Linked DNA regions of Homo sapiens: region 1 is linked to region 2. Evidence: read pairs that join two places in POLR2A ChIA-PET (ENCODE). Cell type or tissue: Panc1. All regions are shown on one strand. Links, peaks and the distances in the headings refer to the core of each region. The heading gives the core; the rest is flanking DNA.

Region 1 (12,508 bases), core at 3,016-11,015, 51 kb before region 2:
ATTTAATGTCTGTTAGTCTCCTAATATACATGTCTCTCTCTCTCTCTTTTTTTTTTTTTTTGTCTTACAGTTCATCCATAGAAGGACTCTGGTCTTGACTAGCACCTATTCTGAAGATGGGGACGTTCAGCTCCTGAACTAGGTTGAAGAGAAAACCCTGTCATGCAAACCAGCCAGGCAGCGTTTGACAGTATATTTAAACTCTTCTTGCCTTTCTTTCCTCTCTAAAATGGACATCATTATTATTTGCCCTTCCTTACCTTCCTCACAGGTTTGCTGAAACCATTAAATAAAGTAGGAGGTGAGGAAATCGGAAGAATACAAGGATGATGATTATCACAGCAGCAATGATGGAATTACATCTTAATATCACCCACCTTGGCCTCTAACATCCTGAGACTCACACCTAATTTCTATACATGATTAATCGCTCCTTCAAAACAGGGGTAAGCAGAATTCTTCCACGTGGTCTACTAATATGCTTTCTGAGCCTCACCACTGCCCTGCGTGATGGGTATTATTACCTTCCTGTTGATGCATAAGGAAGCAGAGGCCGGGACAGGTGTGGTGGTTTGTCCGGGGTTGATCAGCCAGTCATGGCAGAGCTGGAACCAGGCCCAGTTTTCTCACTTTTGTTTGTTGTTGTTTTTTTTTTTTTTTTAAGACAGAGTCTCGCTCTGTTACTCAGGCTGGAGTGCAGTGGTGTGATCTTGGCTCACTGCAACTTCTGCCTCCAGAGTTCAAGTGATTCTCGTGCCTCAGCCTCCCAAGTAGCTGGGATTGTAGGTGTGCACCCCCATGCTCGGCTAATTTTTGTATTTTTAGTAGAGACAGGGTTTCACCATGTTGTCCAGGCTGGTCTTGAACTCCTGACCTCAAGTGATCCACCCACCTCGGCCTCCCAAAGTGCTGGGATTACAGGTGTGAGCCACCATGCCTGGCTGGTTTTTTCACTCTGAAGCCTCTCCCCTCGTTACTCTCCGATAAGGTCCTATGCTAAGGCCAGGACCTGGCCTTCCACTTTGATGGGACACAGCTAGCCCTAAAGTCATGAGGTACCCTTTCTTTTTGATTTTGGTGGTTGTCCTTAAGTGGCCTTGAGTTGTCTAAGCAGTGACAAGGCTTCCTTGTTTGTGCCAAGTGACCACTAAGAAGCTATGGGTGGCCGGGTGTGGTGGCTCACGCCTGTAATCTCAGCACTTATGGAGTCTGAGGTGGACAGATCACCTGAGGTCAGGAGTTCGAGATCAGCCTAGTTAACATGGTGAAACCTCGTCTCTACTAAAAATATAAAAATTAGCTGGGCGTAGTAGCACACACCTGTAATCCCAGCTATTTGGAGGCTGAGGCAGGAGAACCACTTGAGCCTGGGAGGCGGAGGTTGCAGTGAGCCATGATCTTGCCACTGTACTCCAGCCTGGGTGATACATCAAGACTCTGTCTCAAAAATAAATAAATAAGGCTAGGCGTGGTGGCTCATGTCTGTAATCCCGGCACTTTGGGAGGCCGAGGCGGGCGGATCACAAGGTAAGGAGTTCGAGACCATCCAGGCCAATATGGTGAAACCCTGTCTCTACTAAAAATAATAAAATTAGCTGGGCATGGTGGCGGGCACCTGTAGTCCCAGCTACTTGGGAGGCTGGGGCAGGAGAATCGCTTGAACCTGGGAAGTGGAGGTTGCAGTGAGCCGAGATCACGCAACTGCACTCCATCCTGGGTGACAGAGCGAGATTCTGTCTCAAAAATAAATAAATAAATAAATAAATAAATAAATAAATAAGTAAAAAGAAGCTATAGGCCCTCACTTTCTGCATCATGGAGCTTTTATCTTCTAACCCAGAGTTAATTTGATATTTGCCTTTTGAGCCAAGATTCAGAGTTTGGAGTGAAGGGTTTCAGCCTCTTGAGGTTTTTTGGTTAAATATTGTCCTCTCAGACAGTATGTATTGCAATGAGGCCTCTGTGAGTGTTGGTTTTATCTGCCTGCCACATGATGTCCCCAGACTGGAGCCAGAGCACTAGAATCAGAAACATAGGAAAGGAAAGAAGGCTATCACTTTTGATTGCTTTGCTTTTGGCTTGCACTTTGTGTCAGCATATCTCTTCCAGGACACTGTAGAATATAGTGTCCTTCCTTCAAACAAAACACAAAATCTCCAAAGGAGAATAACTAAAGCTGAAATGCCAGTGGATGAAGGACCTCTCACTGGGGTCTGCACTGTGGGGGCGAGGAAATCATCTGCCTATGGACCAAGCCAGAAAGACTTTCCTTGGGGCTATCTTAGTCCATTCGGGCTACTATAACAGACTCCCATAGACTGGGTGGCTTACAAAAAACAGAAATTTATTTCTCAGCTGGGTATGGCGACTCACTCCTGCAATCCCAGCACTTTGGGAGGCCAAAGCAGGAGGATCACTTGAGCCCAGGAGTTTGAGACCAGCCTGGACAACTAAATGAGATCCCGTCTCCACAAAAACATTTTATATTAGCTGAGTGTGATGGCATGTGCCTGCAGTCCCAGATACTCTGGAGGCTAAGGCTGGAGGACTGCATGGGCCCAGGAGGTCAAGGCTGCAGTGAGCTGTGATCATGCCACTGCACCCCAGCCTGGGTGACAGAGCAAGGCCATCTAAAAGAAAGAGAGAGAGAGAGAGAGAGAGGAGGGAGGAAGAGAGAGAGCAAGAGAGAGAGAGAGAGAGACAGGGGGGAAAAGAGAAAAGAAAAGAAAAGAAAAAGAAAGGAAAAAAATGAAAAAAGAAAAGAAAGCAAATTTATTTCTCATAGTTCTGGAGGCTGGGAAGTCCAAAATCAAGGTGCTGGCAGATTTGGTGTCTAGTGAGGGAGCTCTCAGGAGTTCCCCCGCCGTTTTTTTTTTTTTTTTTTTTTTTTTGAGACAGAGTCTTGCTCTATCACCCAGGCTGGGGTGAAGTGGTGTGACCTGGGCTCACTGCAACCTCTGCCTCCCAGGTTCAAGCAATTCTTCCTGCCTCAGCCTCTTGAGTAGCTGGGATTATAGGTGCCTGCCACCATACCCAGCTAATTTTTGTATTTATTAGTACAGACGGGGTTTCACCATGTTGGCTAGGCTAGGCTGGTCTTGAACTCCTGACCTCTGGTGATCCACCCAACTCAGCCTCCCAAAGTGCTAGGATTACAGTCCCTTTTATAAGGTCACTAATCTCATTCATGAAGGCTCTATCTTCATGACCCAATCACCTCCCAGGACTGTCATATTGGGAGTTAGGATTTCAGTACATGAATTTTGGGAGAACACAAACATTCAGTCTATAGCGGAGACACACTGCTTCATAGGAGAGCACGAGGAACTCCTTTGGCAGCTTTCTGCGCTATCTGGGGACATTGTTCTCAAAAATTTGTTTTCTATCAGGCCTTGTCTCTCAAGTGTTTTTTTTTCCTGGGGGTTGAGGAGAATGGAGTGTTCTCATCAGTGCCATGGGCTGCTTCTGTCCTTCTCTCTTCTCTTCCACCTCACACACTCTGGTGAAGCAGCTGCTGGATAGTTCTGTTGAACCCACTATTGGGTCCGGGGCTTTGGGTTCCTGGAAGACCACCTGCTAAGCAGGAAGCCACCATCTTGTTAGGCTTGAGGAAACCTCTAAAATAGTTATATCTATCTGTCCCTTGCTTCTCTCTCAAATACTATTTTGTTTTGTTTTGTTTTTGAGACAGTCTCGCTCTATCACCCAGGCTGGAGTGCAGTGGCACAATCTCGGCTCACTGCAACCTCCGTCTCCCAGGTTCAAGTGATTCTCCTGCCTCAGCCTCCTGAGTAGCTGGGATTATGGGCATGTGCCATCATGCCTGGCTAATTTTTTACATTTTTAGTAGAGACCAGGTTTCCCAGTGTTGGCCAGGCTGGTCTTGAACTCCTGACCTCAAGTGATCCACCCGCCTTGGCCTCCCAGAGTGCTGGGATTACAGGGGTGAGCCACTGTGCTGGCCTTATTTTTATTTTATTTTATGTTATTATTATTATTATTTTGAGATGGAGTTTTGCTTTGTCCCTCAGGCTGGAGTGCAATGGCGCAATCTCAGCTCACTGCAACCTCCGCCTCCCGGGTTCACGCCATTCTCCTGCCTCAGCTTCCCGAGTAGCTGGGACTATAGGCACCACCACCATGCCCGGCTAATTTTTTTTTTTTTTTTTTTAGTAGAGACAGAGTTTCACCATGTTAGCCAGGATGGTCACTATCTCCTGTCCCCGTGATCCGCCTGCCTCGGCCTCCCATAGTGCTGAGATTTACAGGCGTGACCCACTGTGCCTGGCCGCTTGCTTCCTATTTTCTATGAACTCATGGCACTACTGTTGAACCTTTCGAGGTTCCTCTCATGGCCCTGGAACCTGCTTTCCACTGTAAAACATTCTTTCATTCTTTCTTCCGAAATTGCATCCTTATCTTAGCTAAGCAAAACTATTTTCTGAATAAACTATCTCCCTGATGGTTTTTCAGATAGAGACTGCTGTAGGAGAAGAAAGATTTCCATGTTCTCCTAGCTCCTCACATACTCAATGACTACTTTCCTGTTACTCCAAACCCTTCCTCCTCACAAGCTAATATTCTACATTCTATTTGTCAGTTTCTGTCATTAATAGCTCTCTAGGCTGTTCTCCCACATTCAATGACTATCTACAGCCAACCTATCCAAAACCTGAGATCACACCAAGGTATGGTGTGGCCACGTTCCATTCAACAGAGTTCTTTGCTTTCTACTCCAAGACTTGCACTTGTCCATACCCCTAACTGTGCTGCTCCATACTAGAAGTCTTAACATTGTAATGCTCCACTCTTGGCCGTGGCTTCCTCTTTTAGTTCCTTTTCTCTTCGTGTTTCTACTTAGGGACTCATCAAGACATCTACACTCTCTCCCTTTCTTTCTTTCTTTCTTTCTTTCTTTCTTTCTTTCTTTCTTTCTTTCTTTCTTTCTTTCCTTTCTTTCTCTTTCTTTCCTCTCTTTCTTTCTTTCCCTTTCTTCTCTTTCTTTCTCTTTCTTTTCCTTCTTTTCTCTCTCTCTCTCTCCCTCTCTCTCTCTCTCTCCTCTTTCTTTCTTTCTTATGCATATATCTCACCTAAGACATCCAGACTTGAACTTTTCACATCTTCTCCCAATTTATCAGTTGCTCTCTTTGCTTCCTGCTTCCATTTCCTAGCTAGCCCAAGTCCCACAGTGTAGCTCATGGACTTCTTTCTTCAGCACTTTGAACTTTCTTACTTCCTCATTCCTCTGGGACACAAAACTTGTCTATTGGTCATCGAAATTCTTTGACCCAACATATTTCATAGTAATGGTAACATCAATCCCAGCCTACAACTTTTTTATTTATTTATTTATTTTGAGACGGAGTCTCGCTGTGTTGCCCAGGCTGGAGTGCAGTGGCGCAATCTCGGCTCACTGCAAGCTCCGCCTCCCGGGCTCACGCCATTCTCCTGCCTCAGCCTCCGGAGTAGCTGGGACTACAGGCGCCCACCACCACGCCTGGAGAATTTTTTTTTTTTTTTTTTTTTTTTTTTTTTTAGTGGAGACGGGGTTTCACCGTGTTAGCCAGGATGGTCTCGATCTCCTGACCTTGTGATCCACCCGCCTTGGCCTCCCAAAGTGCTGGGATTACAGGCGTGAGCCACTGCACCCGGCCAAGCTTTACAACTTTATTTTTAGGGACAGGGTCTCACTTTTTTGCCCACTACTGCAGCTTCCAGGAGAAAAAGTTATTCGCCTCTGCCGTGGAATATTCTATAGCCTAATCCACGTGAGCAAAAGACACAACTCTACCAAGATATAAAATGTGTACTACATATACAGTCATGTGAGCACTAGGCTGTGACCTCGAATGCCAACAACTATGGCCAAATTACTGACAGACATAAGCCTGAGAACTAAGCCAGACACTCAACAGAAACAAGCCTCCCTTTTCAGAGACATTTTCTAAAACCATAAAAATAAGAGACAAAAATTAGGACATATTCAGGTAACAAGAGCTTCCTTCCCCCAGATAATTTCTGTTGTATAAAACCCAGAGATTAAAAACAACGATATTGGATTAGAAAAAAAAAAAAAAAAACCTTAGTCTTTCAATAAAAAGAAGAATGGGACAAATTTAACCCAAAACACATCATCATCATTTTTCTTGAAAATACGATAGTTCCCTTTTATCTGAGAGGGATCCATTCTGAGACCCCCCCCAGTGGATACGCTGAAACCATGGACAACACCAAACTTTATATATACTATGTTTTGTTCTGTACATACATACTCATGGTAAAGTTTAATTTATAAACTAGGCACAGAAAAAGATTAATACCAGAACAATTATAACATACTCTAATAGAAGTTACATGAACGTAGTCTCTTTTCTCTAAAAATATCTTATTGTACTGTACCACTGGTAACTCAAACTGCGGATAAGGGGGGACTGTTGTACAACAGTCTCACCATTTGCCGGTATTTCCGAATCATTTTTAGCTTGTCTTCTCCTCCCTTGTTCCTTCTTTCTGTTCAAGGCTGCTGATTATTCTCCAGGAGGCTCTTCTAGCTCCAATCACATTCTTATATGTAACAGATAGGAGGTTTCTTTCTTCAGCTGTCAGCTCCACATCCATCCCTGCTAATTTCTTCACTGACTCCACCATTTCTATAAGGGAAAAGCAAAATCCCGGGTCCCTCAGACAAAAGGGCGGGTGGAGGAGGAGAAGCCGAGAGTCCTGCTCCGGCGCCGCCGGAGCACCGCCTGCCTCAGCCGACCAGCGCCGTCGACTACTGGGCCTAGCCCAGACGAGAGGAGGGAAAGGCCGCAGAGGCCGCGAGGATGCTGCGGAGGCGCGGGCGGCCGGCTGCCGCCTAGTTGTGCAGCCCAGACCAAGGAAAGAGAAGTGGGAGGAGCGGGGAGCTCGGCGTCCCGCGTCCTCCGCGGCTCAGGACGACTACGCTCGGCACGTCCGGGACCCTCCGGCCGTGGCGGTTGCAGCGCCAAAAGCTCGGGCCTCAGCCCCTGACGCTGTGGTGACTCCGCCGCGCCTCGCCGTCGCCCCTGTCCCCGTCCTGCCCGCCGCCTCCGCCGCTGGGGACATGTCCAACCCCGGAAGCCGGAGGAACGGGCCCGTCAAGCTGCACCTGACAGGTGAGGGGGAGCGCCGGGCCGGGCTGGGCAGCCGCCGGGTGGGCGAGCTGGCGGGGGGTGCCTGTTGACTTGGGAAGGGCCAGGATCGCGATCAATGGTGAGTTGGGGGTTGGAGGAATGGGAAGGCCTAGTTCAGGGAGAGTAATTGGAAAACCACTCGCTCCGGTTTGGACATTCTTTAAAAAGCCGAGGATGACTTGGGGAGGGGGGGTGGTCTTTTGTGGAGGGGAGGTTACATCGGTTCGCATCGCAGGCGGATTTCAGGTCCGAAAGTCTTGGTCAAGGAGCCCGATGCTGCCTCTCGGGGCTCGGGGAGGAGCCCCTGGGCTACCGCCCAGGTGGGATCGTGAAGGGGATGAAGAGCTCTCGTGGCGAGGATTATTGAATCCGGTTGCTGACTGCGCGCAACTTTAAGGAGTGTTTACTCCTTAAAGATGGAGCGCTTAACGGAAGTGTGTGCGTGTGTGTTCCCGGGTTGTTACCTTGCACACCTACTTATGCCCGCGTGCAAAATCCTTACTCTCCGCCTCCGGCTACCGCTGCCGGGGCCGCACACCTTAAACTCACGTCTCTCTGAGGAGAGGAGACTGAGGTTGACTTTTCCCGTGTGCCTGTCTGATCCGACGGCTCGGGCTCATTGTACACTGTGTTTTGGAAGTGTCTGATTGTAGGGTGGCATGTTTGGGGTTGTACCTTGTAGGCCGCAGAACTTGTGTCACTTCTAACTCCAGACCTGCTTTAAAAACACACTTTTTGGCGGGGGTGGGGAGGGGGTACTTTTCTAACTATGTGCTCATACAAACTTTAGAGCAAACTTTCTCTTACTCTCCCCACCCTCCCCCTTCCTTTTTCTAAATGGAAAATAATGTCCGGAGGGGTTGCTAGATAGAAGACTACACTTACAAAGTGTTTATGATTCCAGGCGCATGAAATCTTTAACATTACAGGTACATTTTTGCTTACAGTGCCATTTTTGGTATTCTTACATGGACATGTCACCCCCATTTTAGGAAAACTTGTATTTGGTTTGAAAAGGAATTGAAATCACGACGTTATCCTACCTTCACCATTTACCCCTGATAAATTGTCCACGTTTATATTCGGATGAGTGGTGAGAAAGATAATTTTCCGTAGAGGATTTGTGTGTGCGTGCACGTGTACGAATAAACTGTAATTATGTTTGCCCACACTAGACTTTGAGATTTATTTGGGCTAATTTTGTAGTTGAATGCATGTGTGTCAGATCCCAGTACAGCTAGATGAAAACTTGCAGTGAATTTGGTATTTGAGAATTTAGCTTGAATGTCTGTTGGCTGCGATTTAAATAATACATGACCTTCATGACAAGTTTTGCTTTCCCTAAGGAAAAATGCAGGGAATCATTAACTGAGTGGTTCTTAATGGAAAACCTGGATTGGAGGATACTTGTATTTCCCCCCAACTTCCCCCCATTCAATGTCCTTATATTGGGAGAAGTCAGTGGAAACCTTTTTAGGGGATCTTTGTTGCTTTAGAGTTTATCTGTTGCTATCTGGAATCAGTGATCATCGAAAGAACATGCGATCCCAGGTGTGCAGAAAGCATCAGAAATAAGCTGTTTCCATTTACTTCCCTCAAGGCTACATAGAGAAAATGAGGGAAAAAATAGGGATTTTGATTTTCTGCAGATAAAATGAGTTGAGGTTTTAAGTATGACTCAGTAGATCTTAAAGTGTTTATCTGTGGTTTCCGTACTGCCTATGATACATTATAAAAATTTATAAGTAAAGTTTGTTAAGAGGAAAGATTATGCTTATATTTTAGGGGAAGAGGGAATATTGAACTACATTTATAGAGTGATTTTGTTTCAGGTTTTTCTGAGGATTTTTTAAATACCCTGTGTCCACTTAATAGTAAAAACAGTTTGAGGTACTCTGAGTTTCTTACAACTATTTGTCTCTGAATAGTTTTCTCTTAAAATTTGACAAATGTTAAAAACATTGTCCTTCCTCCTTTGGTTACAGTGGAGTCTTCTGTTTTGCCAGGAAAGTGAACTTTTTTTTTTTCATTTTTGTTCATCATTTACAAATTAGATGGGATATATTTTAGCAAATAGATCTCAAGAGCTGGATTTAATTAGCAGCTTTTTAGGACATAAACATTAAAGGTTAGATGGAAAAGATTGTTTTGACTGACAGGATAAATGACAGGGCTGTGTTTGATGTGCGTCCAGGAATTGGTCTGGAGCTGGTGCCCAACTTCTCAGTCCATCTTGAGAAGCCAAATAAAATATTTAACCTAGGCCTCATTTTGTTTTTTTAAAAAAAGTTGATTCTTTGTAAAAACCTTAAGAAATGTTTGGCATACCTTTAGACTAAGTGTTTAACAATTCGTTTAGACCTGGGTTCCCTAATAGAGGAAAAAAAATCACTTAAAAAAAGACAGATCTCACAGTGAATTTATATTTGGTTTACAATACACTTGGGCTATAAGATGTTTTAAAATTATTGTTCTTTGCTTTAAGTTAATACCATGTTAGTATTTTACATTTATAGAGTATCTTTGATTTCAAGATGCTGTATAAACTTTAGTTACTTGGTAATAACCTTATTGTGGAATTGCCCTTTTACTGAAAGGTATAAACATTTCTTGCATGGTGACACACACACACACACACACTCTCTCACACACTCATACACACTCTCTCTTTCTGAAGAAGAGGAAATATTTGAACCATGAGATCAGTGCCCACAATTGATATTAGACTTTTCCACATATTATTCTTTTTTTTTTTTTTTTTTTGAGACACAGTTTCACTCTTTTTGCCCAGGCTGGAGTGCAGTGGCACGATCTTGGCTCACTGCAACCTCCGCCTCCCGGGTTCAAGCGATTCTCCTGCCTCAGCCTCCCAAGTAGATGGGATTACAGGTGCCTGCCACCATGCCCGGCTTTTTTTGTATTTTTAGTAGAGATGGGGTTTCACCATGTTGGCCAGGGTGATCTCCATCTCCCGATCTAGTGATCCGCCCACCTCGGCCTCCCAAAGTGCTGGGATTACAGGCGTGAGCCACCACGCCTGGCCACCACATATTATTCTTAAAACCACAATCAGTGAACTGTTTGGTATTTGTCAGTGCTAAGAAGGTGGGGCTAATTTAATAATTTGATCCCAAATTTTAGATTCCTCAGGCAATTGGGGGTTAGAATCCAATTTCATCCATCAAGCTACTTCTGTTCTTTGTGACACATTAACATATGATCATTAAAATGGGGTGTATAGTAACACCATCAACTTCAACTAATATTTCTAGAACAAATTGATTATAAAGTGTATAATTTCTATATTATACCTATATGACTGTCAGATACAGGCTTTTCTTACAATGGTTTGGATAGAAAAATATTCTTTACAGTAAAAACTTTAGGGTAATTTTTAGACCATTATTGTTTTTGAAAACCAAAGGCTGCAAAAAGCAGTTTAGTGTAATTTCTAATATTTTAAATTCTTAGGTATAGAGAAGTAGAATAAGATTACTCCTCCAGAACATTTATTTCAGACCTTTTTATAAATTTAATGTTTTTGTATGCTGCTTCTCATATTATTAATTTCAAAGCCCTTGGCAATAAGGAGGTTAACCTTGTCTATAATGTAAGGAAGTTTAACTTTAAAAATTTCCCTTTAGATATGCTAGCGTCTTAATCTTGTTTCACTACATATTTTATTAATTCAAGGCCTTAAAAATGATAGCTTTATTCTATTACACAGGTTTTTATGTATGCCTATACACCATAATGACATTTATTTATTTATTTGAGATGGAGTTTCGCTCTTGGCTGGAGTGCAATGGGGCGATCTCAGCTCACTGCAACCTGTGCCTCCTGGGTTCTAGCGATTCTCCTGCCTCAGCCTCCCGAGTTGCTGGTACTACAGGTGCATGGCGCCACGCCCGGCTAATTTTTTGTATTTTCAGTAGAGATGGGGTTTCACCGTGTTAGCCAGGATGGCCTCTATCTCCTGATCTCGTGATCCGCCAGCCTCGGCCTCCCAAAATGCTGGGATTACAGGCGTGAGCCACCACACCCAGCCAAGAAATTTTTTAAATGCAAAGTTCTCTAGCCACTTTGTATTTACCACTAGATGTCTCACTAACTTCAGGAAACCTGATAGCTTTTGGCCACATTAGAGTAACTTGGTTCTCAATTAAATTTTTGTAGAATAATATGATCAGGTTAAGTTGAAACCTATTTTTTAAATTAAGATATTGAACTTGTATTTTTGTTTATTGTGTTATTTAACAGAAAGGAAACATAAAAGGCTGTGACTTTCCTACTTAATTAAGGATCTGGAAGCCACATTTTGTATGGAAAAAGGTTTTCTTTTATTTTTTTATTTCAGTAGATTTTGAGGGAACAGATGGTGTTTGATTACGTGAATAAGTACTTTAGTGGTGATTTCTGAGATTTTGGTGGACCCATCACCCAAGCAGTGTACACAGTACCCAGTGTGTAGTCTTTTATCCCTCACTACCCCTACCCTTTCCCACAGTCCCTATAGTCCAGTGTATCATTCTTATGCCTTTGCATCCTCATAGCTTAGCTCCCCCATGTGACTGAGAACATACAATGTTAGGTTTTTCATTCTTGAGTTACTTCACTTAGAATAATAGTCTCCGATTTTATCCAGGTTGCTGTGAATGCTATTATTTCTTTTTATGGCTGAATAGTATTCCATGGTGTATATATATGTGTATATATGTGTGTGTGTATGTTTGTGTGTGTGTGTATACATACCACATTTTCTTTATCCACTCATTGACTGATAAGTATTTGGGCTGGTTCCATATTTTTGCAATTGCAAATTGTGCTGCTATAAACATGCGTGTGCAAGAATCTTTTTTGTATAATGACTTCTTTTCCTCTGGGTAGGTACCCAGTAGTGGGATTGCTGGATCAAATGGTAGATCTACTTTTAGTTCTTTAAGGAATCTCCACACTGTTTTCCGTAGTGGTTGTACTAGTTTACATTACCACCAGCAGTGTAAAAGTGTTCCCTTTTCACTGCATCCATGCCAACATCTGTTTGTTTGTTTTTTATTTTTTGATTATGGCCATTCTTGCAGGAGTGAGGTGGCATCGCATTGTAGTTCTGATTTGCATTTCCCTGATACTTAGTGATGTTGAGCATTTTTCCATAAGCTTGTTGGCCTATCTTGGTTGGTATATCTTCTTTTGAGAATTGTCTATTCATGTCTTTAACCCACTTTTTGATGGAATTGTTTGTTTTTTTTTTCTTGCTGATTTGTTTGCATACTTTGTAGATTCTGGATATTAGTCCTTTGTCAGATGTTTTTCTTAATCCTTAATTTTTTTTCCCCCCTGAGATACGGTCTTGC
Region 2 (12,508 bases), core at 2,628-10,627:
TGGCTTGGATTTGAAGACACCTTCTATGAAGGAAAGGCTTTGGCAGGGGGTGAGGGGGGTGGGCTGTGATACTTTGTAGGAGCTGAGCACAGACGGAAGGAAATTGGAAGGGGATGTTTGTCTGGCTCCCACCTTCCCCCGTCAGGGAGAATCAGGCCATTGTCTAGGTAGAACTCTTGGCTTGTTTATCTTCTCAGACCCAGCTTAGAACAAGGTTTCACTCAGTTTTCTTTCCACCCAAAAAATGACCACAGGAAAGAGTGACTTGCGTTTGCTAAGTGTCCAGTCCGTACTCTCCGTTCCCATTTCTCTGCCTCTTTCTCCCATTATCGGCTTCTAACAGAAAATAAGAAGAGCAAGCTTCCCTTTGGTCCCATCAAAGATAACATGTAGACATTCATTCATGCGTTCATTCCTTTAACTAGCATTTATTGGGTTCCTACTATGTTCCCAGCATTGTTATTGGTACTGGTGACCCTAGTATAAAAGACACAATCCCTGCTGTCAAGAGGTCACAGTTCTGGAAGGAACCCAGCGGTACTGGCAGCAGCGCTAGTGGGGAATGGGAGCACATAGAAGAGGCATTTGACTCAGCTTTGGAAAGAATTGGAAAAGGCTTTAAAGTAGAGTAAAAGTTTGCCAGAAAGAATAATCATTATTACAGCTTTTTTAAAGCGTCTTCTACATGCCAAGCACTGTGCTAAAATCTCCCTATATATATTGTTTTATTTTAATCCTCACAACTCTAAGAGGTCACTACTGTAATTATTCCAACTTCACAAATGAAGAAAGTGAGATTTAGCAAGGTCGCCTTGGTGGGGCATGGCTGCTCACACCTATAATCCCAGGATTTGGGAAGCCGAGGCAGGAGGATCACTTGAGTTTAGGGGTTTGAGGCCAGCTTGGGCAACATAGTGAGTCCTCTGTCTCTACAAAAAGAAAAAAAAATAGCTGGATATGGTAGCATGCACTTGTGGACCTAGCTACTTGGGAGGCTGAGGTGGGAGGATGGCTTGAGCCCGGGAGGTTGAGGCTGCAGTGAGCTGTGATCATGCCATTACACTCTAGTCTGGGTGACAGAGCGAGACCCTGTCTCAAATAAATAAATAAATAGGCTGGGCACGTGACTCAGGCCTGTAATCCCAGCACTTTGGGAGGCCAAGGCAGGTGTATCGCTTGAGGTCAGGCATTCAAGACCATCCTGACCAAAATGGTGAAACCCCATCTCTACTAAAAATACAAAAATTAGCTGGGCATGGTGGCACATGCCTGTAGTCCCAGATACTCAGGAGGCTGAAGAAGGAGAGTCACTTGAACCCAGGAGGCAGAGGTTGCACTAAGCCAAGCTCGCATCACTGCACTCCAGCCTGGGTGACAGAGTGACACACTGTCTCAAAAAAATACTAATAATAAATAAATAAATAAATAAAGTCAACCTGCTCACCTCTTCACTAAGAATGAATAGCAGAAATGAGAAATAGATGCAGCTTTTCCTGACTGTGTAGCCCATTCTCTTACCCAAGGCTGCTATTTACAGTCGTGCAGGTTGTACATTGCACAATTCCAATGCTGGCCCTGCACTCAATAAGCCATTATAGATGGGAAGGGTATCCAGGCAGAAGGGGCCTACTTTGCAGAAATATGAAAAAGCAACCTATATTCAGGGAACTGACCCCATACAGCCATGTCAGAGGCTACAGAACTCCTTGAAGATGGGCAGCTCCTCTGCACCTCCAGTGATTGTTTACAGAACTGACCGATAGTGTCTTGGGAGAGCTCCTGGGGTTTTGCATTTGTTTTTTGTTTGTTTGTGTTTGTTTTGCTTTTGAGACAGGGTCTTGCTCTGTCACCCAGGCTAGAGGGCAGTGGTGCAATGACGGCTCACTGCAACCTTGGCCTCCCAGGCTCAAGCTATTCTCCCACCTCAGCCTCCAGAGTAACTGGGACTACAGGCATGTACCACCACACTCAGCTAATTTTTATTTTTATTTTTGTAGAAATGGGGGGGGGGTCTCACTATGTTGCCCAGGCTAGTCTGTAACTCCTGGCTTTAAGCGACCCTGCTGTCATGGCCTCCCAAAGTGCTGGGATTACAGGCATAGCCACCGTGCCAGGCCAGGCTTTGCATTTGGTGTAGAGACCCAATCCTTCCTTCTTACAGAGCTATGGAGCTCTCAGCAGGATGTGCATACTTCTGAACTGTTGACCATGCAAACATTCAAGCACAGAGGATGCAGGAGGTCCTGAGTCTCCAAACTGCTCAGTGTCCTATGAATGGCCAATCAGTTTCTCATGCATAGGCACCAAACATAACCTGCCAAACAAGCCAGTTCAATATCTAAGCCACCCCAACTTCTTTGCAGAAGTCGTTTCAGTAGCAAAGAATGGTCTGAGAAAAATAGGCACAACCAGGGTGAATGCCTACAACACTCCAGGTGCTCAGCAAACGTGATCTCTTCCACTCTCACAGCTTTATGAGACATCATCTTTCATTTTGCTGATGAGGAAACTGAGGTTCAGGGATCAGGTAACTTACCTAGGTTACGTGTGCAACAAGCAGCCACGATTCTCACCAGAATCTTTCTAGTGGCACAGCCTCTATGCTTCTATCCTAATGTTGGCTTTCAAAAGGTACCCGGAAAAGGGCAGGAAACAGCTTACATGGCTCCTAAAATGCCTGACAGCATGTATGTGGCAGAGTCTCTCTCTACTTTTTTTTTTTTTTTTTTTTGAGACGGAGTCTCACTCTGTCGCCCAGGCTGGAGTGCAGTGGCACAATCTTGGCTCACTGCACATTCCACCTCCCGGGTTCATGCCATTCTCCTGCCTCAGCCTCCCGAGTAGCTGGGACTACAGGCATCCGCCACCACGCCCAGCTAATTTTTTGTATTTTTAGGAGAGACGGGGTTTCACCGTGTTAGCCAGGATGGTCTCAATCTCCTGACCTCGTGATCTGCCCGCCTCGGCCTCCTAAAGTGCTGGGATTATAGGCGTGAGCCACCGCACCCAGCCCTCTACTAAGGTACCCAGAAAAGGGCAGGAAACAGCTTATATGGTTCCTAAAGTGCCTGAGAGCATGTATGTGGCAGAATCTCTCTCTATTTTTAATTTTATGTATTTTTCTAGAACCTATGTCATCAATCTCAGAGCTCAGAGACCCCTCCTCAGGTGGAGAGGCTGCTTCCAGACATCATTCCACCACAGCCTTTTCTCACTGTGCAATAGTTTGGTGTTGACAGAGTAGAATAAATTATTAAATGCTTTTCTGGAATTGATTTGACTCCAAGGGTCTTTGTGTTAAAATAATTTCCTATATCAAATAGGGTTCTTGGTTGTGCCTGACTCTGACTAACTTAAGGGGGGTAGGGAGTGGAACTTATTGGAAAGATACAGAGCGAGAAAGAGTCTTTTTAAAAAAATGCTGTAATAATAGGGACGAGAACCAGGGTAGCTCTGGGGAAGGAAGTCACAGAAGTTAAAGGTTGGTTCTTCAGGATGTCATTATCAGGATGTTTCAGCTCTGACTCCTTTCTGCCCTTATTCACACACCCAGCTAGAGTTCGAGTTACCCGCCATACCATGGCACACAGAGAACAAGACATCATGCCTGACAATTCCCCTAAAGCTTCAAGCAAAAAGTAAGGGGCAATCTCTAAAGCAAAATCAAGGTAATGCTACATGGAGAAAGGGAAATAGATCTGGCACTCTGACAGCATTTGTTTTTGCTTGACCAGGTTCTACTGAGGCAGGTAATACAAGCTGGGCATGTGAATAAGGGCAGAAAAAAGCAGGAGCTGATATAACCTGAGAGCAGTCTTTCTCCAAGAATGTTCAACTAAATTATTTCTTTTCTTTCTTCTTCTTCTTCTTTTTTTTTTTGTTTTTGAGACAGAGTCTTGCTCTGTCACCCAGGCTGGATTGTAATGGCATGATCTTAGCTCACTGCAACCTCTGCCTCCCAGGTTCAAGCAATTCTCCTGCCTCAGCCTCTCAAGTAGCTGGGATTACAGGCATGTGCCACCACATCCACCTAAGTTTTGTATTTTAGTAGTGACGGGGTTTTACTATGTTGGCCAGGCTAGTCTCGAACTCCTGGCCTGAAGTGATCCACCCATCTCAGCCTCCCAAAGTGCTGGAATTATAGGCATGAGCCACCAAGCCAGGCCCAGGCTAAATTATTTCAATTTAATGTACTGGAGGTTTGAAAATTAATACTTAAAAAGAAACTTGTCTAATGTTTCAGAGTTTCAGTTTGGAACGATAAAAACGTTCTGGAGATGGATGGTGGTGATGGTTACACAACAATGTGAGTGTACTTAATGTCACTGAACCACACATTTAAAAATGGTTAATATGGTAAATTTTATGTTATGTATATTTTACCACAATTTGAAAAATCACAACAACCTTAAGAAAGAGAGAAAGTTACTAAATGATATGTGGTATCCTGGAAAAGAATACAATCTATAGTTTAGTTAATATCATTGTACCAATGTTAATGTCTTAATTTTGATAAATGTGTCATAGCTATATAAGATTTTTAACATTAGGGCAAACTGGGTTCAAAGTATAAGGGGGTCAGGCATGGTGGCTCATGCCTGTAATCTCAGCACTTTGGGAGGCTGAGGTGGGCAGATCATTTGAGATCAGGAGTTCGAGACCAGCCTGGCCAACATGGTGAAGCCCCGTTTCTACTAAAAATTCAAAAATTAGCTGGGCATGGTGGTACACGCCTGTAATCCCAGCTACTCGGAGGCTGAGGCAGGAGGATCACTTGAACCTGGAAGGCAGAGGTTGCAGTGAGCAGAGATTGTGCCACCAGACTCCAGCCTGAGGAACACAGCAAGACTCTGTCTCAGAAAAAAGAAAAAAAAGAAAACAAAAAAAGGCTGGGCATGGTGGCTCATGCCTGTAATCCCAGCACTTTGGGAGGCCAAGGTGGATGGATTGCTTGAGGTCAGGAGTTCAAAACCAGCCTGGGGAACATGGTAAAACCCCATCTCTGCTAAAATACAAAAATTAGCTGTGTGCAGTGGTACGTGCCTGTAATCCCAGCTACTCAGGAGGCTGAGGCAGGAGAATCACTTGAACCCAGGAGGCAGAAGTTGCAGTGAGCAGAGATTGCGCCATTGCACCATCCTGGGCAACAGAGTGAGACTCCTCCTCAAAAAAAAAAAAAAAAAAGAAAGAAAAGAAAAGAAAAGTAAAAGAAAGAAAACAGTATATGGGGCTGAGTGTGGTGGCTCATGCCTGTAATCCTAGCATTTTGGGAGGCCAAGACAGGAGGATCGCTTGAGGCCAGGAGTTTGAGAGCAGCCAGGGCAACATAGTGAGATCTCATCTCTACAGAAAAGTTTAAAAATCGGCTGGGCATGTGGCGCTTGCCTGTAGTCCCAGCTACTCACTAGGCTGAGGTGGGAGCATGGCTTGAGCCCAGGAGTTCAAGGTTGCAATGAGCCACGATCGGGCCACTGCACTCCAGCTTCACAACTGAATGAATATATGGGACTCTTTACTATCATGCAACTTTTCTGTTAATCTAAAATTATTTCAAAATAAAAAGTTTATTTTAATAAGGAAACTACATTATAAACATTTTAATAAATAACTTTTATAAATGACGTTCAATTCGTGAGGGTTTTCAACATGTAAACTAATTTTGTGGAAGACGTCCACATTGTTCCATAAAATGAATAAGAAATGTTCTTACCAGCCGGGCGCCGTGGCTCACGCCTGTGATCCCAACACTTTGGGAGGCCGAGGTGGGTGGATCACGAGGTCAAGAGATGGAGACCATCCTGGCCAACATGGTGAAACCTCTTCTCTACTAAAAATACAAAAATTAGCTGAGCATGGTGGCCGTGCCTGTAGTCCCAGCTACTGGGGAGGCTGAGGCAGGGGAATTGCTTGAACCCAGGAGACAGAGGTTGCAGTGAGCCGAGATCGTGCCACTGCACTCCAGCCTGGCAACGGAGCGAGACTCCGTCTCAAAAACAAAAACAAACAAAACGAAACAAAACAAAATGTTCTTACCTATTAGAAATTCCACAGTATGATGATGTTCTCATCTGAGTCTTCAGTTCCCTCTGCCTTGATAGTACAGTCAATAGAATGTTCCTTCTCAGAATCCAAGCCACATAGACTCAGAACTGATGGAATTAAAACTGTACAAATCCAGGACAATCACACACCACATACCTCTCCAGGTGATGCAACACGAGGCACACCATGTCACTTCTAAGGTAATCATCCCCAAAATGTTTAACTTGAATCTTATTAAGGCTTTAGGTTCCATTTTGGGGGGAATACAGGAGATCAACGAAGAAGTTTTGTGACACCATGAGGAGAGAAGTCTGCAAGCTCAGAGTCTGGGGCAGACCGGAAGACAACTGGTGTGGTCTCTGGAAACAAGTCTAAGTTGTATTCTTTAGAGAAGTTTGGCCATGAAGGGAGCAGAAAAATGAGGAAGTAGGAGCTAAGAGGAGTCATGGGTGGGCTTTTTTCTGTTCTTAATTTCCAGTCTTTCATCAGCAGGGGATCAGTAAGATCCTGAGCCTGAGCCAGGCATGGATGAGGGAAATGTCCCTGTCTTCTTTCCCTGTTCTTGTTCTGTGTCATTTGTTGCTTCTTCTGTGCATTATATGGTCATGTTCGATATTAGAACATTTCCTTCTTATATCAGGGGTTCTAATTTAATCTGCAGAGCATTTTGTCCGGCTGGCTGTGTGCTCCATAAATACTGAATAAAAGAATCGAAAAAGTCAAAGTTGTGAATGAAGTGGAGATGAACGGAGCATTAAGAGTCAGGCTGGCACTACTAAGGTGAGGTGAGTGAGGCACTTAAGTGCAAAATTTAAGAGAATGCCCAAAAACTCATTGATCAAGAGCAATACAATTTTAATGCAATATTTTCAAAATCAAAATTAATATAAAAACCCATGGTGAACAAAATATCAGAAGTTTAAAGAGCCTACATTTGTACAACCCTGCCTCATTCATCTCATGCTAATCCCAGCCCCGTAAAACTTTTCCTGCAAAAACATGCAGCTGGCCTACAGGCATAGGTAGCTCATTTGACTTTTTGAAATATTGCATTACAATATTATTACTCTTGATTACTGAGTTTTCTGGGGCCTTTTTAACTCATCTCATCCTAGCCCTGACATTGCTTAAGTTCTGTATATGACTCAAAGAAACAATAGCCATAAAAGACATTTTGGGGATAAAAGGAAGAAATGGTATAAGACAACATTGGGGAATACTGTTAACATTTAGGTGATAATGACATTGTGATTGTGTAGAAGACGTCCTTGCTTTTTTGGAGATGATGTCAGCAAAACTTATAGATGATATGTAAATGAAACAAACTGGCTGGGGGTGATGGCTCCCGCCTGTAATCCCAGCAATTTGGGAGGCTGAGGTGGGTGGATCACTTGAGGCCATGAGTTCGAGAACAGCCTGGCCAACATGGAGAAACCCTGTTTGCACTAAAAAAAAAAAATACAAAAATTAGCCCGGCATGATGGCGCACACCTGTAATCCCAGCTACTCGGGAGGTTTGAGGCATGAGAATTGCTTTAACCCAGGAGGCAGAGGTTGCAGTGAGCCGAGATTGTGCCACTGCAGTTCAGCCTGGGTGAAAATGTGACTTTGTCTCAAAAGGAAACAAACAGGTAAAATTTTAATAATTGAATTTTGTTCCTGGGTACATATAGGTATTCATTGCACTATTCTTTCTAAGTTTCCAGGTGTTTAACATTTTTTATGATAAAACATTTTTAGACACTTATATAAGCCAAACTTTTATAACAATGTAATAGACTGCAGACCATCTAGAAGAGGCTAATTCATTACTACATAGCTGGGTGGTGAGGATGGAGGTAACTCACTTGCCCTAAAACTAACCCTAACCCAGTCCTCCTCCTTCCAATGCCTGCTGCCTCACATGTAGCCTGTCTTTGTTCCAGGCCCAGGAGGAGCTGGGGGTAAGAGCACAATCAAGTTTCAGTTTAGCTACTCAGAATCCAGATTAATGAATATCATTTCAGGCAGTTCCGCTTTGTCTGTCCTTTTCCTGGTATCTCCCCAGAGATGTCCAATGTAAGACAGGCCAGCCTCATATCAGACATAGAGAAAAGGCAAATGTGAACTTTTTTATTACACAGAACAGACAGACTGTCACAAATGGGCCTCAGGTGACACAGTAGCATGACCTGAGTACTTGCTGCAACTCCTGGGGCCTCATCTCAGACCTACTGAATCTGAAACTCAGCGTGTGGCCCAGCAATCTGTGTTTAACAAGTCCTGTAGGAGATTCTGATGCACACCAAAGTCTGAAAACCACAGATGCAAAGAGACACACAAGTGCATATGAATAGGCTTGTTTCATTTGGTCCTTCCATTTTATCAGTATGTAGCCTGTGTTTCATTATACCTGTGGTGGATGTGTTAAAAAGAGTTCTACAATGACACTCTCGTGCATAATTCTCAGAGAGAGCTTCCATTAGTGTGCTCAGGAACCTGCAGGAAAGCGTTTCACAAAAGTGCCAGTGTCACTTTAAGGAGCCACTCTGACTAGAGATGAACCCAAGGATCACGGGCTGTTGCCAAATCTGTGGTGTCTTCTGACCTTGCTTGTCTTTTTGAGCTTGGTCATGTTTTGCACGGAGCCATGGAGGCCCGTATAGTCTAGGTGTCTTACAGGCATTTTCAAGTTTTTACGAGGCCTCAAACTATATAAAATATATATAAAATATTTTGAAGCCTCAGAAAAACTTGAAAATGCCTGTAAGACACCTACACTACAGGTCTCCATGGCTCTCTGCAACTATTTTATAGTTGCTTTAATTTATAAAAGCTTCCCAGCTGATGTTTATATGCAGCCTGGATTGAGAATCACTGCTCTAGTGTCTCTGACAAGTGAATATCTTTGATAAAAGAGTAAAGAAATCTTTGTTTCTTTCTGTTTCATACACACACAAACACACACACATTTGATAGGTATATATATAGAAGAAACAGAAACAAAGAGAGCTCATTGAGGACATTAGGAGCAGGCTTTTGGATGGGGTGGTGTGCTTCATCCAGTGGCGCCCCCAGTTGGGCCCTGCTTCTACTTGCAGCTCCACACACTGCACAGGGAGGCCTACAGCAGCCACTGGCTCCCCTCCATCCCCTAGACCACAGCAGCCTCCATCTGGCCTCAAAACATGGAGCTGTTGCTGCCCCCAGCCACAGCTGGCCCAGCTGCATTCACGTTACCCATTTGGCCTTCACAAGATTTAGGCAGAAGATAAACACAGATGGGGCAGGTGAGCAGCAGGAAGGCCAGGTGCGCTGAAATTCCATCGAGGCAGGAAGTGCAAGTGCTGCACTATTTGAAGACACTTTATCTAAAAACAATCAAAAAGCAATTCTTCTCACTGGATCTGGACCCCCCTCAGGTGGAGATGGTTCTCCCCAACTGGGAGCCTGGGCGTTTTCATGAGTGGGCCACTTTCATCAGGTGCAGGAGGCTGCAGGCTCCTCAGAGGGTGCATCTTCAAGGGGGGGGTCAGAAAATGCCACCTTCTAAAATAAAAATGAAAATGAATCATGTGCATAAACTATGCTAAATGATGACTTGGAATCGTGCTTCTGGGGTTTCTCTAATATCAGTAAGGGGACTAGAACGTGACATAAATTGTGTTTCAGGGATTGTTGTAGGCCTGAGTTAATGCATCCCTGTTGTGATGGACATTTGTCAATGTTTGTGGCAGCCTAGCATCCATGCCCTCCCTCTATTTGGGGGAAATTCCCACTCTGTCAGTCACAGCAAGCTACCCCTCCCTCTAGGGAAGTAGGAAGGTCTAGAGACTAACCTCTTCCCCAGCACGCTTTTAGTTAGCACAGAGGCCAATGACAGGCTGGCCAATCAGATGCTCTCACCCTAGACTTTATATTGTGAATAAAAGTGTGGTGTGAGGCAAAGATGAATGGAAAGCTAGAATCCATGTGCATTGGCTGGGTGTGGTGGCTCACGCCTGTAATCCCAGCACTCTGGGAGGCCGAGGCTGGCAGATCACCTGAGGTCAGGAGTTCGAGACCATCCCGGCCAACAAGGTGAAACCCTGTCTCTACTAAAAATACAAAAATTAACTGGGCATGGTGGCATGAGCCTGTAATCCCAGCTACCCAGGAGGCTGAGGCAGGAGAATCTCTGGAACCCAGGAGGCAGAGGCTACAGTGAGCTGAGATTGCGCCACTGCACCCCAGCCTGGGTGACAGGGCAAGACTCCATCTCAAAAAAAAAAAAAAAAGAATCCATGTGCATTGGAAGGATCTGGCCAAGGCATGCTGGTAGGTTTTTTCCTGCTCAAAGATGATTATCTTGTATTCTGCTCCTTGGGCCCCTGTCTCTATTGGTTTTTGGCCCATATAGTTCTCTCTCTCTCTCTCTCTCTCTCTCTCTCTCTCTCTCTCTTTCTCTCTCTGTGTGTGTGTGTTTGATGGCAAATTTCAAATATACAGTACATTATTATCAATCATAGTCCCCATACTGTACAGCTTATCCCTATCGTCATTCTTCACCTTCTAATAATGTTTGTTGCTTCTTACATATTTTGAAGCCTCATAGAAACTTGAAACTATTTAATTCAAAGTGGCCTCTTAGTCTCTTTTCTGCTTACGATAATCGGAGTGGTTTTCTGCTGCTTGCAACCAACAATTGACTATATAGACATGTTTGGGAGGCATAATATAATGCTGATTTTTTAGGTGTTGTAGGGATACCAAGATGAATGCAGTCTGGAATGCACTACACACAGCGCATGAGAATACGGGCTCCGTAGTGAGACAGGCTTCAGTTCACCTCTTGCCTCTGCCACTTACTAGCTGGGTGACCTTTCACCTGGTCTTTTATCATTGCTGGGTTTCATTTCCTCGTCTGTAAAATGGAGTTACTAAATGGTCTTGAACTCCTGACCTCAGGTGATCCACCCGCCTCAGCCTCCCAAAGTGCTGGGATTACAGGCGTGAGCCACCGCTCCTGGCCTTGATAATGATTCTTAACTTCAAGGAATTTATAATCTTGTAGGTCTGGCTCATATTCACTAGTTCTTTTCAAACTTCCATGGTAGAGATTCAAGGACAACTGATGCTGTAACAAAAGGCAATCACTAATTGGGGTCTAGAAATGGAGAGCCAAAGCATAAGGCCACGTGTCAGTCATTCAACAAATAAGACCCACAGATATGTATTCAGATGCTTATTGAGCTCCTATTATATGCCATGACCTTACTAAGGATGATTTCAGTGGTCTCTAATGGTGAAAAGAAAGCTGTATGTAGAAGAAATATGCACTAAAAGAAAACAAGGTTAATTTTCCAGCCTAAAAGAAGTGAATTCCTCTCAAAACCAAGCTCTTTCTTTTGTCATCAAATGGGCTTCTGAATACTCACTAATTTACTTTCCCAGGGACCTCACAGTCAGGAAGTAGACATCCTCTAAGTGTAGTTATTAGGAATCCTGTTCCAGGTGCTGGCCTTCCATGAAAAATTAAGTTTCTAAACTTGCAAAGATAAAGACCAGATCCAACACTGACGGTTGACCTCACCAAGAAGCAGAAAACCTGTGAAACCTATCCTGCCCAGATACACCATATACTCAAATACTTTTTGAGCTCATCTTGTGTGTCTGGCGTCAGGCTAAGCACAGGGAATATCACAGTGAATCAACTAGGATGGCCCCTGCTGTCTTGGTGCTTACTCTGTGTTGAGGAAGGGAGATGCTTACCAAATAATTACACAGTCGGCTGGGCATGGTGGCTCACACCTGTAATCCCAGCACTTTGGGAGGCCTAGGTGGGCAGATCACGAGGTCAGGAGATTGAGATCATCCTGGCCAACATGGTGGAACCTTGTCTCTACTAATAAAAATACAAAAATTAGCTGGGCATGGTGGTGCATGCCTGTAATCCCAGCTACTCAGGAGGCTGAGGCAGAAGAATAGCTTGAACCAGGGAGCCGGAGGTTGCTGTGAGCTGAGATTTTGCCACTGCACTCCAGTCTGGCAACAGAGCAAGACTACGTGTCAAAAAAAAAGAATTACATAGTCATGTAATGACAAACTGTCTTAAGTACCCTGCAGGAGATGTTTAGGGATTTATGAGATCATGTAATAGGGAACACTGATCTAGTCTAGAGAGTTAGGGAGGGTTTTGATGAGTAGGAGCATACCTGAGCTTTGGTCTTAATGATGAGTAGTGGTTGACTATGTGGAGAGGGGAGGAAGGAATAGGTAAGCCAGAGAAAACATAGATAAAGGCCCTCTGGTGAGAGAGAGCAAGGCCTGGGTACCCACCTTCTAAAGTGTTGTGGGAAACATATGCAGCATTACCTGCAATACACAATAAATGTTAGTGGATGGAACAAATAATAAGCTAATAAAAACTAACTTTTTCTTAGGCTTATTATATTCTAAGAACTTTTAAAATGTATTAGGTTAATTAACACTAGCTACTGTAGCAAAG

What was found. ChIA-PET counts read pairs that join two places held together with the same protein. Peaks named below come from ENCODE experiments on the same cell type or tissue, not always from the same donor. Only the 100,000 strongest peaks of a DNase experiment are listed, where the experiment ranks them.
Region 1: POLR2A ChIA-PET joins it to region 2 with 12 read pairs; 6 of 35 experiments call an interaction of 5 or more read pairs at or near these places.

Annotation. Positions count from the first base shown.
Region 1 is chr17:31,001,668-31,014,175 of GRCh38, forward strand. It overlaps the pseudogene LOC107984974. Among named protein-coding and RNA genes, the nearest start is that of RNF135, 37 kb to the left of the region's middle. RefSeq lists an enhancer at 6,606-7,107 and a silencer at 7,152-7,201. In Panc1, for the core only: no CTCF peak of the experiment used is centred there; no DNase peak of the experiment used is centred there; H3K4me3 peaks cover 1,385 bases; H3K27ac peaks cover 790 bases.
Region 2 is chr17:31,052,731-31,065,238 of GRCh38, forward strand. It overlaps the pseudogene LOC646030. Among named protein-coding and RNA genes, the nearest start is that of MIR4733, 35 kb to the right of the region's middle. In Panc1, for the core only: no CTCF peak of the experiment used is centred there; no DNase peak of the experiment used is centred there.